Regions from separate parts of the Mus musculus genome. Here region 2 is linked to region 1. A link is a loop called in an ENCODE intact Hi-C map of the cell type or tissue named here. Cell type or tissue: left cerebral cortex. All regions are shown on one strand. Links, peaks and the distances in the headings refer to the core of each region. The heading gives the core; the rest is flanking DNA.

What was found. A loop is a pair of places that touch in the nucleus more often than their neighbours do. Peaks named below come from ENCODE experiments on the same cell type or tissue, not always from the same donor. Only the 100,000 strongest peaks of a DNase experiment are listed, where the experiment ranks them.
Region 2: it touches region 1 in a loop (2.2-fold over the local background); 2 of 42 quality-filtered maps call a loop at or near these places.

The regions. Positions count from the first base shown.
Region 1 is chr17:85,184,173-85,193,864 of GRCm38, reverse strand. The region is part of intron 3 of Camkmt (calmodulin-lysine N-methyltransferase); the gene reads right to left. Among named protein-coding and RNA genes, the nearest start is that of Gm36826, 31 kb to the right of the region's middle. In left cerebral cortex, for the core only: a CTCF peak has its summit at 4,122 (motif pointing left); a DNase peak (open chromatin) is centred at 4,110.
Region 2 is chr17:85,450,355-85,460,046 of GRCm38, reverse strand. Camkmt (calmodulin-lysine N-methyltransferase) reads right to left here. Exons shown (of 11, transcript NM_028576.3): 10 at 7,720-7,851; 11 at 1,458-1,985. The coding sequence ends at 1,908. Among named protein-coding and RNA genes, the nearest start is that of Six3os1, 160 kb to the left of the region's middle. In left cerebral cortex, for the core only: no CTCF peak of the experiment used is centred there; a DNase peak (open chromatin) is centred at 5,245; H3K4me3 peaks cover 381 bases.

The DNA of each region.
Region 1 (9,692 bases), core at 822-8,821:
CAACATGAGTGCGCACACACAAGCACTGCTCAGAAGTGGCTGGCTGAATTCATAAGTAAGCAATGCATCTCGATTTTGCTTTGTCTCCCCGTAAGTAGTCTGACCTGCCCACAGTGCCCACTCCATGGGACATGAAGACAGGAGCCGTGTGAGCCCGGGAGTCTGAGCCTAGTGCAGACATAGCAAGACTTGGAAAGAAGACACTGGAGAGGGAAGGGGGAAGAGCTGCTGTTTCTCTGAGAGCCTAAGGAAAACACGTGAGTAGACTGGGGGACGGCGCTTTCCGTGCTGACCAAGAGACCCACAAATTCATGTCAGCTGTTCTCTCGGCTCGCTGAGGGGACGTATCCGCTTACATAAGCGAGCAGATGGGCTGGTCAGGAGCCTTCCCTGCATTCTCACACTGCCCAGGCACAGGCCTTGCCAGCCTTACATGCTATACACCTGGCCAGCGGATACAGGGATGCAACACTGGCAACCACAGCGCCTTCTGACACAGCTGGCAATGCTAAATTCAAACAGACCTGGGTTGGGAGATCATGCAACCAGACATCATATATGAAGAGGAGCCAGTGGACATGTGATAGGAATGAACCTTTCCAAACCACTCCCCTCTCTAAAGAAATCTGCATGTTCATCAGTGATACCTAATGCAGAGGCTACAGAGTTCAGGACTGTCCAGAGAGGGTTCTCTTAGGGTGAGCTATTTCTAGAGTTCAGAAACCTGTAGAAGGCCATTCATAGTAAAATACAACAGAGGCATTGGTGTCTTACCCTGTACCACGCAGGACAGAAATATGTCTGTAAGATAACATTTTAGTAAATACCTGTAAATATGCTTACTTAAATATGTACAACACTAAATATGCAGAATTTATATTAACAAAACTCTTATGTATCTGGGACACAAGTGACCTGAAAGCTCAACTCTTGCTGAGTCCCTTGCCCATACGTAGGACTCTAAAAACAGAAACAACCCGTGACCATTCAGATTCCAGACTCAACAAGCCAACTAAGTCATGTTTTGAAGCAATTCTTTTTGGTGTACAGTCAGCTGTATCTTTGTATTCCACATATTGAAAATACTCAGAGGAGACCCTGTCTGTGTTGAACACATACAGACTATTTTTCTTGTCATTATTCCCTAAATAATACAGTCTAACAAATACATTAGGCAAGATTGAACACATCAAGGTAGTACAGTCACGGGTCACTCGTATTAAGTATCATAAACACTCTAGAAATGACTCGGCATATGTGAAAGAATGCATATCTGTCGTGGGAAAATAATGCGCTATCCATCAGGGACCCGAGCATCTGAGGTTTGGCATGGAGTTGGAGTGAGTGGGACTCAGAACCAATCCCACTTTGATACCAATGTATACTCAAATCAACACCCATCTTACTATACGCTAAGGCTTGACCAGCTTATGTGTATGTGTCGTGCCCACAATACACATAGACACATATGGGTAACATGTCAAATAGAGAAACTCAATTAGTGAGGCAGTCCATTCCCCACCCATTCCTTAGAGTCATGGGTTTATTGTCTCCCTGGTTTCCTTGGACCCACGCTACCACACACTGTATGTACCTCCCCTTGGCTCTCTCCCAATCAGTCTACCACACTTGTCCCAGCTGGCCAATTCCCCTCTCAAAGGTGCTCATCCTAACCTGGCCTCTCCAACACCAACCTTTCTGTGAACATTTTTTACATAATACTTGATTAAGACTAAAGTTTAGGATGGTTAAATTTGGGGAAATAACCTGCAAACTCATTTTTAAATAGACCGGCAAAAATCTTAATTACAAAGAATGGCACTTTCTAGAATGGATTTAAATAAGGCTAAATTAAGTCAAATACCTTGATTTCTTTTTCAATCCTTATGATACATTGTACTTTAATTTTTAAATGTCCATACAAGTGTCAGGATCAACTCCAAGCTCTCAGAGGTTATGAGACTCATTAAAAGCCTTTCATTCATCAAAATGATTTTACTTTCAAAGATAAACATCAACTTAGCCATTAGGGAATCGCTGTTAAATAGTCATGTAGGCTCACCAAAGGACATTTAGCATTTTTCTAAAAATACTTCTAAAAATTACATGCTAGAACAAGATGGTTACCTGAATATGCTCACAGTTTAACAGGAACTGAAATTACTTTCACATAATGTTCTAAAAGAGCACCACAAAGAAGAAACCACGGGGTTGTGCTGCGGCATGTTGGGTCTCCGGTGAGTGGGACATCTCTAAAGCACAGAGGAACGGTTGCAGATAGCCTAGGGAGCCCAGCTTCCAAAGACGGGCTTGGGGGTTAGCTATTTAAATACGCCCCCAACCCTGGCCAAAATCCATCAAGGACCAAAATTCATATTATTAAATTGTCATTATTCCTTCAAAAACATTTTTATCAATATTTACCATGAAAAGTATTCAAGTAAAAAGAAACTTACTTATACTCTTGCTCATAGTAGTTACTTTAAAAACCACTATTTTTCAAGTTGCAGACAATGCTACTTAATAACTATTTAGATGTAGCAGTTTAGAGCATGTGAGATTCTTAGGAAACGTCTTTGCTTTTATTACCATCCTTTTATACACGCTGGGTGGATAGGGCAGTAGAGCCTGATTCTGACTGGAACATCACCCTATGCTGTTCTGAGGCGTTGACTAACTGCTGCGGTCTATAGATGATAGGCAAGTTTAGGCATGTACCTTGTTCTTAAGGAATAACAATGTTTTACAACATGAAATCCCACATTCCCTTTATCTATCAGAACTAAACATATGCATTTCTGTGGATGTGGATAGTGCTCAGGAAGATGTATGTTTTCATTTGAAATAGTTCAATGCTATACTTACTTAATAGAAATAGATTCGCTCTAAGAACCTATAATTCTGCAAAGTTCAAAAAAAAATGTAGGTGACAGATTAAAAAAAAAAAAAATCAATGAGCTCCAAACAGTAACAGCTCGAGATACTCCCTTCAAAATGCACAAAGATGCTCATGAACTGCACACAACGGGCCACTGTTACCATCTCTACATGGTAGATGGCTGGAGGACGGACAGGCAGACAGATGGATAAATAAATAATGCCTAGTCTTTTCTAAATTAAAAAAAATAAAATCCTCAGATTTTCATATTAACTTGAATAAATTATCACATTAAGGTTTCTGGATGATTAATTTGAATAATAAGACAGTGGTTGCTACAGAATTTCTGGGAAAAAAAACATTTTCGAAGGTAGGCTTAATTCTATTTTGATTTGAATTAAAAAGACGAGTTCACTTAAGAATGTACCTCTATGAATTAAGACAATTACCAGGGAATACATTTTAGGTAGTCACTTTTACCATTAAAATGGACAAGCAGCCCACACTCCCCACACCTACAAGGCATTTCGGACAGGGGAAGCGTCTGTGTGTACCAAAAGGTATGCTGCTGCCGGCTATCAGAGGATCAGAAGCTGCCCCAGGCATTATTCAAAAACCCTTCTTTTTATAGACAGTTGCAAAATCAGTCTCTCAGAGGTGCTACGATTTGGTTCAAAGCCTCCTAGAAGGTGAATGGCGCTGTTAAACCATTAACCACTCAACTCCTGAGCACAGGGAAATTAGGCTCGCACAGACAGCAGCTAGGATTTCCTTCTCGGAGACCGCAGCAGCAGTCAAAATTAACAATGGATTATTCTTGTAATTAGGGCACGGGGAGGGGGGAAGAAAAGGGAGACAGAAGTTAGCAGCATAGCTTTCCCTTAGATAACCCAAAGACTCAGACTTTATAATACAAGACCACAAAAAAAAAAAAAAAAAAAAAAAAAAAGAAAAGAAAAAAAAGCAGTGGCTGTTAACACTTGTTTGGGGGCAGGATTTCAAATACAAAATGGAACTTACAAAAAGAAAAAAAAAGATAAGCTACTTAAACCTTAAAAGGGGAACTAAAAACTAATGGTAATTTTCTCATGTATCACATTTCAAAGAAGAGCCCTTACTGTATAAAGATCCCATGAGTTCATGACAGCTTTATTCTTGGAGCCACAGAGCCAGCTATTGTTATGCTCTGAAACTGTGGGAACTGCTGCCACCTGTCGGGCAGGATCTGCAATGGCAGTCTTTTACTCGGCGAGCTCCTCCACTGGGGACAGAAATGTCCTGAGCGTGTAAGCACTTTTCTAAACAGCAGGTGGCCTCACTTTGGCTACAGATTTACCTCAAAGACGTTGGTTTAAAAGCTTTTTCATGTTTTGTAAAATAAACTCCAACTTCCGCTTGAATCTAGCTGCTAGGTGATTTGTGATAGGGAGGATTTAAAAAAAAAAAAAAAAACACCTCCTTGAACTCTGCAAAATTCATGACGATAAACAACAGACTCACAAAGTCTAGCTCAAATTGCTAATCTGCTCTCACTCAGCCATTCTGCACCAACCAGACCAGAAAAGACAGGTATTCTGCAGAGACTCGCGGCAAGGGGCGGGAGCGGGAGTGGGGGTGCGGGGGCGGGGCCTGGTGGTGGGGAAGGTTTAGGAAAGTGCAAAATGCCAGTTACCCAAACTACCGCCTTTTTTCCAGAATTCATTCCTCTGGGATAGTGATGACAGAGTTGGCCTTTTCATGAGGTTTCTTGTAACTTTACACATCCTAAGAACAAGAGTATATACTTACTTACTGTATGGAACCGTAAACTCAAACCTTGAATAGTAGCAACACGGGTTGAAGATGCTGGCATAATTTTCTTTAAAAAGAAAAGGAGTTCACTTTTATCTTTTCATCGTAACCATCAAGTGACACTTCCCTTTGACTGTCTCCTGTGTCTACTAAAATAGCCAACAGTTTTGTAATTGTCAAAGATATAAAGCATTTTAAATGTTAGCTATGTAGTGTTATAAATAAGGACAGAAACAAAGGGTTTCACTATCTCCAAAAGAAAACATAATAAAGATTATAAACAAAGCAGAAACCATTGTAACAGGTAGCAGACATTCAGTCTGCCTGTATCAGAAATGAATACTGCCCGTTGTGCCGTTAGAAACACCATCCTCATGGAGTAGTGAACCATTACCCATTACTACAGAAAATGGCAAAAGCTAGTAACGGCTAACACCATGCGCACACACACACATACGCATGCATGCATGCACACACACCTCCTTGCATGTGCCATGCCATGCATACACTTAGACTCCCTTTGATATAACTGCATGAAAACTTGCTAAGTAGTAGGTCCCTCAGACCATAACCACTATGCTATAGTTAGTACCCACCCTATGCTCTATGCTAGGTACCTTCTATGTGCAAGCACTGACCCTTTACACACTGTATGGAACATTACCTCCATCTTACAGATGAGGTAAAGGACAGAGAGAGAAATTATAAGACACGTCCAAAGCCACCAGCTCAGTGGGCTACAAACTAGAGATTTCTAGTGACCAATCATGGAAATCATTTAATTTCAAAGAAAGCTCTGGGTCAGTGAGGTGATTCGCTGGGAGAAGGTGCTAGCCAGCCGCCAAGCCTGACAGCCCGGATTCAATCCCACGTAGCAGGAAAGAGAACCGGTTCCCTCAAGTGATTCTCCGACTTTCACACACCTGCAATGGTGCATGTGCACCCTACACACACACACACACACACACTGAAGTGTCTTAAAAGTTTCAAAAAGACATTGATGACCTGCTACATGGAACACACGCTTTCAAGCATCTTTTCACAAAACAATTTCTTTTTAAAATTAAGTTACTCGAAAGTCTTTAAAATGGACAGGGTTCTTTTAAAACCTGAATGAAGCACGATTTAACATTTCCTTTATTGCCTTCCTATGCATTCATATTATCACAATAAAATGAACATATTTCACAGCAAGAAAGGGATTCAGCTGCTACGAAATATAAATAGTTGATCTACAAAGTCATTATGTATCCCATTTTAAGAACATATTATAATATGCAAACCTGTAGAGAGACCCCATGTTGATAATGAGTGGGATCATTTGAATTTGCAATATGCTTGATCTTTAAGGAATTAATAATCTTCTACTTCATTTTTTTCAACAGCACACTTTTACCACTTTTGTAGTGTCTTCATTTTGAAAGCACTTGGAATAAACAGTTTAAAAACTGTAATTTTCTTTGTAGGTGCAGTATTAAATTGCAATATCGACTCAAGCACCGAACTGCAGAGCTGCTCCAAGGACAAAAGGCATCTTAGATGTCTTAAACATATTACCAAGAAATCTTTTCTTTAAATCAAGCAAGGTAACCCCCATTCTTTTCTCTCAAACAGTGATTCGTCTTGTTTCGTATCAAAATCCAAAGCAATAGTGTTTCAGGTACTGCATGCTATATAATAAGAAACAAAAGAAAGGTTTCAAAGGACATGCTAGCTTTGATCTGAAGGGACGCACAGGAAAACAAGCAGGTGGATCTCTACCAACAGTCACACATTATCTCTCTCCAGGACATTCTTAAGTGATGAGGCAATGAGATAGGACAGGGTTCTGTTTTGGCTTTAATGAAGCTCCCTTTTCTAATGGTTCCTGGCTGGCCTCTTCCTCTGGGGGAGGCATGCCTGTAATATACACTGTCTCTAGCTTTTCTTGGGGTAGACCAGTTGTTCCTTTCAGATTTCTACCTACTCTTACCTAGATGTGAAAACTACTACTTTTTTTCAAATAAGACACACTCTATACTTTTCACTCAAGATGATATGTTCTAATGTTTACTAAGATTTATCTTTCAAGCCTCCATTTTCTTTAAAATTTAAATAATATTTTAATAAGATTTATTAACTCTTTAAGTGAATACAGCATGGCAGTGTTAAGCTAATGCTATATGATATTGCTATATGCTTATATATTGTTAAGCTAATGCTAATGCGATATGCTATTAAATGCTAATGCTATAAAAGGTTACATTTTTCTCAACTATAAATTTTAGTAAGCACTACAGCAAAGTTTATTAAAATACCAACTATACATTCCTGGAGTGCATCTACCATCCTACCTCGGGTCTTTTTTTTCTTAATACTTAAACTAACATTCACTGTTTTAGGTTTCATTACGCCTTCTCAAACAAAGTATTTTATTGGCTCTCCTCCCTCCCGCAGCCCTGTACCCTTCCCACAACCCACTACCACCTCCCAGATTCCGGAACCTCCTGCTTCTGCTTCTCTGTGATGGGATGCGCATCCTACTGCCCCGCCCCACTCCCTCTCTGCCTCTCTGTCCTGTGTGCCACCCTCACTTCTAATTCCATACTCAAGGTTTTCCTGTTATTCTTGTGCCTGGGCACGACTTTGTTTCCAGCTATGTGAAGTCATCTGTGTGCCAGCAGGCATTGAATAAGGAAGAGTTACGGGCATGAGGCCCTTAGATTTCAGCGGAGTGGGGAGCAAACGGGGAAAGCACGCACGGAGCGGATGCCTCAGCCCAGTGCAGCAGTTGTGGGTGTGGTTAGCAGAGGTCCTGACCAACGTTGATTGGATTTATTAGAGAAGAACTTGATCCATCATGGGGTGGGGAAAGAAAGACAGCACAGTTGTTACAGAATCACCCACCATCCCCTCCCTCCCCGAGTTCTCTCTTAAATTCAAGGGCTCGCCATGACTCTAAAGCCCCGTGACATCTCCTTGAGCATCTGTATCATTGTGTTTGTTGGGTAGGGCTCCACATTGGACCCTGTACCTTCTCAGCAGCTTGTGCACGCCGCAAGAAGTGGGATGGGCTAGGCTGGAACTCGAGGAGTAAGTATAACATTGAGCTTAGATGGGCCATGGGTCACCTCTAAGGACTCCGCAAGGATGGAGGACAGTTTTGTACCTTTCATAAACTCTGGGAACTTACAAAAAACTTCCACAAAGAGAAGATAAAAATGTTAATGTTCATATAACATTATTGGGGATATAGAATTTTGCTAAATCTACACTTTAAGATCTTAAACAGTTTAAAGTGATGAAAATATACTAAATACAATGATCTCTTTTATAAAAATGTCCTGGGCCAGCTGGGTGTGATGCTGATACACTGTTGACTACTTGGGTCAGTGGTGAGGGTGGTTGGTCACTGGAGCCCAGCACTCTGTTATCAACCAGTGCAACAGAAAAACCCGTATCAAAACACTAGATGTGACAGCACTAAACCCACCACTATAATCCCTCACTAATGACCCAATTCTTTCAAACTTTGGGGGGAGCCATGCCATGTCAGGCGTGTGGAGGTCAGAGGACAACTCGGTTGTGTTTCCTGGGAACGGAACTCACTCTGTCAGGCTTGGTAGTGAGCACACCTTCTTGCTAAGCCATCTTGCTGGCCCAGTGATACAATCACTCACACAGAAGCTGTTAGGGCTCCATTGCTTACATTTTAAAATAGAGATTACGTGCATTTTTGATAAATAAAACAGTTATGAGGTTCTAATTGTTAATTATTACTGTATCTTTTCTTAGTACAATGTTTCATTAGTTTCACAAAGCATAACAAAAAATGAAATGCCTACCCAAAGCGTGAGTTCAACAGTAACAACTCATGTCTCTGGCTTTCTTTAAGTAATATTGACAATGCTTGGCAGTTCAATCTTCAGAAAACCATTCCTCCGCCCCTCCCCAAATGCAGTCGATGGCAGCATCGCTACCCACATTCACTCACTGCACTAGAGGAGCGCACTGAGTGGCTTCTTTCCCATCTCTCCATTGCCAGTGGGAATCTCAGCAAAGTTAGGATCTCTGCAGATTTAACTGTACCCAAGGTGTGTTTTTTGGGGTGTGGGGGGGGGCCTGAATAATGTATCTGCTGTTAAAACTCATATAAATTCATTTTATAATTTGACTTGAACATCTAGTTTCATCAATACAAAACCTCTGTTTTGCTATCTGAAGAATCAAAGTCTGTTTTTTGTTTGTTTGCTTAAAAAAAAAAGTTTCAGAATGTCTTTTCTACATGGTATAATTTCAAGAATGCAATGTCAGCTGGGCAGCGGTGGCATACACCTTTAATCCCAGTACTCCAGGGGCAGAAGCAGGTAGAGCTCTGTAAATTCAAAGACAGTCTGGTCTAAAGAGGACAGCCAAGGCTACAAGAAGAAACTGTATTGAAAAGCCAAAAACAGCAAAAGCCAAATGCAATGCCTTCTTTCTTACACTGCCCACCCTCTCTCCCCGCTGTGGGCCGCTGCAAGCGAGGCAGGAACTGGGGCTTGCAGGTATCCTCAGAGCCTGGCTTGGTCTGTGAACACTTGTTCACATGCAAGAGGAGATAGACTGAGCCTCTTCAACTCAGACTCCCTTCCTGCAACTTTACTTTCCCACAGATTTAAACAATACACCGAATGTGCGCATCATGCTAGCTTTGAGAAATGATTCAGAGACCTCCATAAATCCATGTCCACAGCAGCTTTCTATGACATCGAAAGGGCAAGAAAGAAAATGGTGGCTATTATTAGGAGGCCAATAAGCAATGAAAAATCAAGACAACATAATATTAAGCTATTAAAATTACAGTGATGCTCATAGAATTTTTATTAGAATAAAAAATAAAAATAAAAAAAAATCTCCAAGTAGCATTGTTTAGTAAAACCTGCTGCATATCCAATGATAATGCATATTCTAAATGAACATATTAAATTATAAACATGCATGCATAGAGAGAGCTGTCTGGAAGAATCCTTACCAAAATATTAATTTAATATTATTAGATATA
Region 2 (9,692 bases), core at 1,142-9,141, 270 kb before region 1:
GTTTCCTTTGTCTGGCAGATTTAGTTGCAGGTTTTTGCCTAAGAAATAATTCTCGTTGAATTCTCATCGGCATGAGTGGAATGACTTACGTTGCCCTTTGAAACATCCCAAACTCTAATTTTTTTTTTTAAACAAGAAAATACAAAGCCAGTGTGTTACCCATACAGTCGCAAAGGAGAGCTGCCACCAGCTGAACTACTCAGTTAAATGGCTGGTTTGCATTGCCCTGGTCTTTATCTAGCACTGAGAATAGACTGCTGTTTTATCCAAAGAGGAATAAATAGCTGTTATTGTGACGCTGGCCCATCCCTTGGCTTTGCAATTCAAGTTTCTGTGAGGAAGAAATGTGTGATCTAACTGCAACTTGACCTGCGCCTTCTGAGATCTGTCTAGGTGCTCTGATGGAGCAGAGAATGTGGTGACGACAGGGACGTGCAAATTGAAGGTACAATTTTTGTTTGATGATAGTAGCGGGCAGAGAAGACATTTGAGAGTCAATATTTTTATGGCATCTAAGTTTGATTAACATGCAAAAAGATGAGCCCCCGCCCCACCTATCACTTTAATTGGTATCACATTCAATATACACTTTTTCTTCTGCTAAAGATAGGAAGATACACAGCTAACCCACCCAATGACATTCCTGCCAAAGTGGGCACAGATGATTCCTTGCAGATAAACATCTGAATTTCCACAAAAGGCATTAGAGCACTTCATGTAAGCAAGCAGGCAGGATGGGCTGGGGTCCCTGCAGCAAAGCTTCCTCCAGAGTAGCGCCTATTAAATGTTTACTATACACTCAAATCCCTGAAACTAACATTATATACTTATTTTTTTTCCATTTTTTATTAGGTATTTAGCTCATTATATACTTATTTTAAATAAGCTAATTGTGTGATCTTTCTTTCTTCCCCTCTTTTGTTCTTTCTTTTCCTTCTTTCCTTCCTTCCTTCCTTCCTTCCTTCCTTCCTTCCTTCCTTCCTTCCTTCCTTCCTTCCTTCCTTCCATCCTTTCTTCCTTTCTTACTTTCTTACTTTCCCCTGGTCGCAATGTAGTTTATCCAACGTTTAGTCAACATTTCTCTGGAAGAGACCTATTTTGAGGGAGCCTGAGACCAGCGGCGTTAGATTTAAGCCCTGATAGAGGCTCACTTTTCATTCATAGTCAGAGCCTAAATGTGCTCTTCTTGTACCTAAACAGATAATAAGCAGTCAGCGCACTCCCCCTCCTTGACACAGCGCACTGAGACTAATCACACATAATTGGGGAGGAGGAGCAGAGGGCTGGCCACGCTATTGTGTCCAGAGGACAAACGGTCAGTTTACGAGGCTTTGGGCTGCTGTAGTCATTTCTTATACATCTATAGGGGGAAAAAACATCCTGTTTAAAAAGAAAAAAATAATTAGAGAGACAGAGACAGAGAGACAGAGCAAGAGACGATAGATTGAAACAATTAATTGAGATATCAGAAAAATAAGGTTTGTTTATTTATCCAGAAAAGAAGGGTGATGCTTTCTGTGTTTGTGGATAAAGAATACTATTACCAAACAAGAACAAAGGCAATTAAAAAAAAGGAGGGGGGGCGGCAGATGGAAATCATCAAAAGAAATTGTGCTTTAGAGAGAAAACTATTTAGATTGCTCCACAAGTCAAATTCTGATCTAAGACAGGCTGCTGACACAGAAAAACACACAAAGGTTTGGTACGGAAGAGCAACAAGCTTCCTTAAAAAGGACTGGTGGGAGCGAGCGCGCTGCGGAGGGTGGGAGAGCTGCCGAGGGCCGGAGTAATGGGCGGAGTCCCAAGATGCGGAATGTTCGAAAGTGGGTGGAGCCCTGAGTCCCAGAGGCGCTGTGGCGGAGTTCTCATATAGTGTGGAAATCTTTCTCTGCATCTGATGTTTTCTTCTATCCCGTTTTGGTTAAAATAAGCAGAAGTGGGTAGTGCAGGTTTTCTTCATATATGTCTGACCCTTCTTTTTTCAACTGAAAATAACAGAAATACCAAATTTTTATAAATTAGTATTAATGTTAATTTTAACATCACGGTTTATTAACCTAAATATGTAATTCTGAGACATAATCACAGGAAAGCAACTCAACATTGTTTTTAGTGGTTCTGGTGTCACGATAATATTAACATAGGAATCGGGGGTGGGGGACGGGTTGCTGTTATGTTTTGTTTTGGGTGAGGATTGTGTGACTGTACCCAAACTACACCATGACTGAGGGAAAGCTGGGGTACCTTCATCTTTCCAGACTGGCGCTGGGCATGTCTCTTAGCCTGGTCCTTGCTGCCCTGGGCTCTAAGCAGGCAAGAGTATTGGAATAACTGGACACCATCGCAAGAGCTGGGCACCGAGACACAGCTGTGGGCTTCAGACATTTCAAAGGCTGTCTAGGTCTCGTTTGGGGGCATTTATAGCAAGTGGTGATTTAGGACCCCAGCCTACTCCCAGGAACATATTCCAACAGAGCAGCAACATTTGATGTGCTAAGACGAATTTGTGAGGGCCTTCTGTGATACAATTTTATATCCCAACCAACCTTCAAGCCTCAAGCACACATTCTGGCCTATGACAAGTGAAGTGCACTTTACCCCCTCATTTGGTTATAATAAACCTGACAGTCATGCTTATACTTATTCTATAAATAGCAGTTTATTAGTTTGTTTCTTCTTTTTCTTCCTTCTCTTCTTCTGTTTCTTTTGAGACAGGGTTTCCCTGTGTAACCCTGGCTGTCCTGAAACTCACTCTGTAGACCAGGCTGGCCTTGAACTCAAGAGATCTACCTGCCTCTGCCTCCTGAGTTTCTGGGATTAAAGACATGCTCCACCACACCTGGCTAGTTTCTAAGTTGATATTTTTGAGCTAATTGTTAATTTATTTTTAATCTATAAGGATAAGAAGTCTTTTTACTATACAGGAAAGCAACTCTTTTATTATTTCAAATCAGTCACTACTGGCCACCCTAAACAAACGTCTCAGGAAAGGCTCCACTATCATATTCTGCTGGAGATATGCTTACCTGCATCTTTTACAAGTACAAGTCTCTTCTAAATCCTATTCCAAAATGGTGATATGCCTCAGTATTAAAGACAGGAGTCCTGAGTCCACCTTCTCCACTGGGACCTAAGGCCAGTCTCACCGCCTTCCTTTCCTATTTGTTTCATTTGTTTATTTATTTATTTGTTTATTTGCTTATTTATTTTTGAGACAGGGTTCCTCTGTATAGGACTAGCAGTCCTGCACCTAACTCTGTGGACCTGCCCGCCTCTGCCTCTAGAGCGCATGGATTAAGGGCGCGCAGCCTCCTTTCCCAAGAACAGGAAGTAGGGTGGTGCCCATTTGCTTTCTTAGATGTCTGCTCACAAACTGGCTAGTGGTCTACTTAGAACGGGGCTTGAAGAGCCTGTCACCACAGTGTTCCTCACTCTCTAGTCTAAGAATCATCATCATGAGAATTCCAAGAAACTGGCTTCCCCAACTCTGCTGTCCATTCTGGCTCTGAACATACCTTGTAGTCACACATCACCCTAGCAACGGAACAAGATCATTGAAACATTTCTCAGAGAGGAGAGGGGGCCACCATAGCTAAGTTCTTTTCTCCAGGCCCGATAAAGGAACGTTGATCACTCTGTGAGTCAGCTGACCTACTCACTCTCCAGGTGCTAATAAATATCCAGAGCCTCAAATGAGCTCTTTATAAAGTCCCTGAGGTAATATATGGGATAAATAATTCTTCTGTAAATATGGTTTAGAAATCAGTTTTAATTTGAATTCTGTGCTGACCTCTGGAGGCCAAAGCAGAGGTTCGGCTGCCTGAAGGGAAGGGACAGACAAGCCTGGCTCTCCCTCTGAGCCTGTCTGGAAATGGGGGGTCTTCCCACCTCACAAACACCCGCCTGGGTATCTCTGAACCAAGTAAACCTACAAGGCTGTTGGGAGATGCTGGCTCGGATGGGGGAAATGCTGGCTCAAGACTTAAGAGTATTTCCACTTATTCTTTGCTCAACTGATAATTATAATTTTTAAGAAGTAAGAAAGCACCTTGAAAAAAAAATAGGAACAAAAAGCAAATTGTGAATAAAACAATTCTTCAGTTTCATAGGTTAACACGGGGTCTTTGAGGACCGCACTAAATTATATAGCTGTTATTAGACACATCGTGTTCATTTCATAATTGGATGTAGCGCACTCAGCCTTACTGCTGCAGGAACAGCATCAGGAGTGGGGTTCAGTGTTTACCCTTTACAGTATCCACAATTATCAACAGCACACCACACAGATTACAAGCACCAGCCACTTGTAACGTGGCATTTTGAATAGATAAGCAGAAGTGCAATATGGCTGTGCAGCTCACACAATGTACTGACTACACAGCTCTAGCCCCCCCACCCCCACCCCGCACCCACCCTGCTTTTTTTCTGGGCTAAGTACAGAAATATAGAAAATAGAATCCCCCAGTGGTTTTGCCAAAGTTAGAAAACCAAAACAACACAAAACCCAACTCGTGGCTTGTAAAATTATATCCCCAAAGAACCTCTGAGCGGTGTCACCAGGTAATTTCAATCTAAGCCACACTCTTCCTGGCTAAACCGCTGGCTGGCTTAACAGTCCTGTGTCTTCGTGGTTTGCACCACACCATGGGGCAAGAGGTTTGATTCTCAGTCTGGAGGGACCAAGAGGAGGCTGGGAAGGAGAGGGAAGTGTTTTGTTGTTATTATTTTTTTCCCCTTCCTGTTGCCCGGACAAGCAGAAAGGCGCTGTTTTAAAAGCGCACGCCACCTTCGGCTGCCTGGTTCCTGGGCACGCCGGCTGCACGGTGTGGGTACGGTTTAACAAAAGCACGGGCACAGAGTACAGAATGGCACCGTTTTGATTACAGGCTTGCTTTTTAACGGAAATAAAATTTCACAGTTAACAATGAGAGGTGAAAAGTTTAAGAGGCAAAGCCGTTCCTCCTGATCGCTGACTGTTAATCAGCTTCATGGGTGGTTGCCTAAATCGGTAGATTTTTTTTTTTTTTTTTTACCTTGCACTACTGCCAAGATTGTAACTAATTTTTTTCCCCTGTTGTAAGAGGAGGGGTGAAAAACTCGGCATAGAAGGCAGCTGTGTATGAGTGACGTGAGGCGCTAATGCAGAGGGCAAAATTAAAATTCATGAATCTCTTCACAACCATTTGTGTAACAAGATTAAGACGGGACAGCGGAAAAGAGCGGCATTATCAGGCGTCTTACAGTCCTCCAGCTGCTCACGGTCTATTCCAACACAGTAGGGCTAAGAGGATAACACGCAGCCCGAAGGGAAACGCTGCTCCTCCGATGGGGAGCAGGAGCGGCCCAGGGACGGTGGGCTTTGGCCAGAGATGCAGAAGAAGAAAGCTGATTGCAGCTCAAGATGGGAAACTTTTAAGCCCTGGCTATTAGCACGCGGCCAACAAAAGCCGCCAAGGAGGAGGTTCCCCCAGCCTTGCCGGCCCTCAGCTTCCTGGAGCTGCGTGGAAGTGGCAGAGACAGGGCACTCACTGCCTTTGGTCTCACGGGCTGGGACTGAGACTCCTGAGCTCCGGGAGCAGGAACAGGGGCGACCCCATACTCACTCCACCTGGTCCCGGGCCTGCTGGTGTGTGTGTGTGGCAGCGGTGGTGGTGGGTTGTGTGTGTGTGTGTGTGTGTGTGTGTGTGTGTGTGTGTGTGTGTGTAGGATCGTGAGTCTGATGAAAAAGGGGACACAAGGGATGAGCATTCTTGTGATAGAAGCAAGACGTCAAACTAACTGAAATAGCTCTCATTAAACACACACACACACACACAATTTATTTATACCCTTGACCCAGGACTGCACAGCATCTTCCCTGGGTTCTACCTCCTCAGTACATCATTCCTGTGTAGGTTCACCCCACAGCCACAGGGAGACTATTTCTAAGCCCATTGTCAGCAAAGGAAAGAATTTGACGTGTAAGCAAACCTGAGGCCATTTAATTATTTAAAGAGATGTATTTGTGTTTGGGCTGGCTCATCAGTCAGTGGTGACCTACCCAGTACACATTGGTACAGCACACAATATAGATGCCAGAAACATATTCAGAGGTTTTCTAAGTGTGCTGTGCTTATCGGGGTAGGGCACGGCATTGGAAATCAAAGGAGGAGGCTGCCATCCACTAGAGACTGACAAGTTCTAAGACAAAGAAGAGGGTGTGTGGCACCAAGGTGTCTTGCTTGTCCCATCCTACTTCAGATGTTGCAGAGAGGAGACAAGGGGTCCTGGGAGGGGGGCAATGGCAAACATCTCTGCTGGTGGAAGCACCCACACCTTCGCTCTCCTGAGCTGTCACTGAGAAACTAAAAGCATCTGTGGTTCTGAAGGGCCAGAAGACGGACAGGATGTCACAGCAGCATCAGCTGACCCCGCAGTTGCAGCCTGACTCTGAGAGGAGGCCACCTCATTCCTTTAGTTGAAGGTACTCAGGAGAGACACTTCCCCATCAGGTAACTTCTCAGAGCTCTTCCCTTTGTTCTGGGGAGAGGCTAAGGAGGGGAGCATTATTCTGGGGGAGCAGGTAAGATGTGAATAACTTGCCAGTTGGTTCCTGCTTTCTGACTGTAAGGCGGAGGTCCAATTCCATCAGTGAGAGGATGCCATTGAACTTCCGGTTCTCAAAGCTCCCTCTCCTCCTGCCCCCACCCACTGGCGAATGGAGCCCTGGAGACGCCAAGAAGGCAACCCATTTCTAGGAATTGAGAATAAGGGTCTTTTCTCTCGCTTGGAAGATCTGATCCGTTCTGAATATGACTTTTCAGTAGCTGACATATTTCAACATTATATCACAGTCCCGAGCAGTAAAGAATGCTATTCACATTGTGCCAGGGGAAAATTAAGGCCGGGCTTTTTTACTTTCCTGTAGTCATAGCTTGTGAAAGCGTGACAAGTCAGAGTCTCTCACTGAGGGCAGATGAGCTCAGCAAAGGGAGACTTCTGTAGAGGCACGCATATACACAAGAAATCCGCGTCAGGCTAGTCCCCGTGGTGGGCACCAGCAAACGTGAGAGCCCTGGAAACTTTTCCAGGAAATGCTCGCCTCTTGGTGTCCTATATTGCCCCATGCACATAAATAATAAAGAGGCTGATAACACTGCTTTATGTAAGCAGGCTTAGAACCCACTCTCAGATAAGGGCTTCTGACCTAAATCTTGTAGCGCGCGCCTCAATCTGACATATAACCTCGCAACTGTGAAATTCTGTATGAGATTTAACAGTCTCAAACTGTCAACTGACCCAGCCATAAAGCAAGCAGTGATAAAGATTTACAGTCCAACATGATACAATTAGACACTCACCTTCTATTTATTTCAGTCCGGCTAAGCATTTAACCTACTTAGAAGCCCAAGGTTTTTTCATGAAAACACAAATGCATGTTTGTCACTCATGCTAAACCACCTCCTCTCACATCTTGCAAATTAGTCCATTATGAATGAAAAAGATTAGTTTGTTTCAGAGAAAGGGGTAAACAGGAATGATTTCTGTAAAATCCTCATAGACATGCAAAGATAAAAGATGGCTTTGCCACACAAAATAACCAGATACAAATAGCTGTTCAGAAGCAACACACCTAAAGAATACTTTAATCAAATATTTAGGTTACCTGCCAAAAAGACCATGATCTCGTCAGAATGCAACTCGGATTAAAGTGTTATCTAGCACAGGCAGAGAACTAACCTTGGAGTGGAAGTTTGAAATGGGCTCATCGTAATTTTCATGTCTTTGGAGAGAGAAACCAGCTTTTTCAGCTAGATTGCAAAACTGGTTGAAAGTATTCCCTCGGCGTGGGGCAAATACCACCGCTTTCCCCTAGAACATTAAAAAAGAAATTCACACAGTTTAAAACTGGAAAGCAACCAAACACAACAGCTGTCAGTCAAAGCATTTGTCTTCTCAGGTACAGCTACGGAACTGTTGTTTATAGAGACATCTAAGCAGGACACATGCTCACAGAAGAATTATTTCAGGAACAGATGCAGAAAAGAATATTTCACACTCAGATAGCCATGATATACTGCAGCATTTCTAAATAATGTCTAGGTAATAAACAAAATGCAATGGAAGCTGCTCTCCTGAACAACATACCATAAATGTCAGAGTTTGGGGTGGCTCTCATTACTCTCTCTCTTTTTTTTTTTGTTGATATTTTCTTTCTTTACATTTCAAATGTTTTCCCCTTTCCAGGTCTCCCCTTTGAAAGCCCCCTATCCTTTCCCCCTCCCCCTACCTCTATGATGGTGCTCCCCCGCCCACCCAACTACTCTCGTCTTCCTGCTCTGGCATTCTGTACACTGGGGCATCGGACACCCTCAGGCCCAAGGGCCTCTCCTCCCACTGATGTCCAACAAGGTCATCCTCTGCCACATATGGGGCTGGAGCCAATGGGGCCCTCCATGTGTACTCTTTGGTTGGTGATCCAGTTCCCAGGGAGCTCCAGGGGGTCTGGCCAGTTGACATTGTTGCTCACTCCGTTGGGGCTGCATGGAACCTCTCAGGAGACAGCCATATCAGGCTCCTGTCAGCAATCACTTCTGGGCATCCACAGTAGCTTCTGGGTTTGGTGTCTGTGTATGGGATGGATCCCCGGGTGGGGCAGTCTCTGGATGGCCTTTCCTTTAGTCTCTGCTCTACCCTTTGTCTCCATATTTCCTCCTCTGAGTATTTTGTTCCCCCTTCTAAGAAGCACTGAAGCGTCCACACTTTGGTCTTCCTTCTCCTTGGGCTTCATATGGTCTGTGAATTGAATCTTGAGTATTCCAAACTTTTAGGCTAATATCCACTTATCAGTGAGTGCATATCATGTGTGTTCTTTTTTGACTGAGTTACCACACTCAGGATGATATTTTCAAGTTCCATCCATTTGCTTATGCATTTCATGAAGTCATTGTTTTTAATAGCTGAGTAGTACTCCATTGTGTAAATGTACCACATTTCTGTATCCATTCCTCTGTTGAGGGACATCTGGGTTCTTTCCAGCTTCTGGCTATTATAAAGATGGCAACTATGAGCATAGAGGAGTATGTGTCTTTATTACATGTTGGTGTATCCTGGGTATATGCCCAGGAGTGGTATAGCTGGGTCCAATTTTCTGAGGAACTGCCAAACTGATTTCCAGAGTGGTTGTACCAGCTTGCAGTCCCTCCAGCAATGGAGGAGTGTTCCTCTTTCTCCACATCCTTGCCAGCATCTACTGTCACCTGAGCTTTTGATCTTAGCCATTCTGACTGGTGTGAGGTGGAATCTCAGGGCCGTTTTGATGTGCATTTCTCTGTTGACTAAGGATGTTGAACATTTCTTTAGGTGCTTCTCAGCCATTCGAGTTTCCTCAGTTGAGACGTCTCTGTTCTGTTTCTCTGAATTTTAGTTCTGTTCCCCGTTTTTTTTTTTTTTTTAATAGGGTTATTTGGTTCTCTGGAGTCTCACTTCTTGAGTTCCCATTACTGTTTCATACTGCCAACACACGACGCAGCTCCAGGACATGTGGTAACCAGTTCATATACATGTTAATCTACTAGAAGATGAGGTGCCAGCCTACTCTCCCTGGGATCAGTGAGCACAATCCGTGCTGAAGCGTTCTCACATTTCAGTCCTGCTCCCAAGTCTTTTCTGTGACTTCTGGTCTGGGACAAGGTTCCGAGACTTAGGTTTCC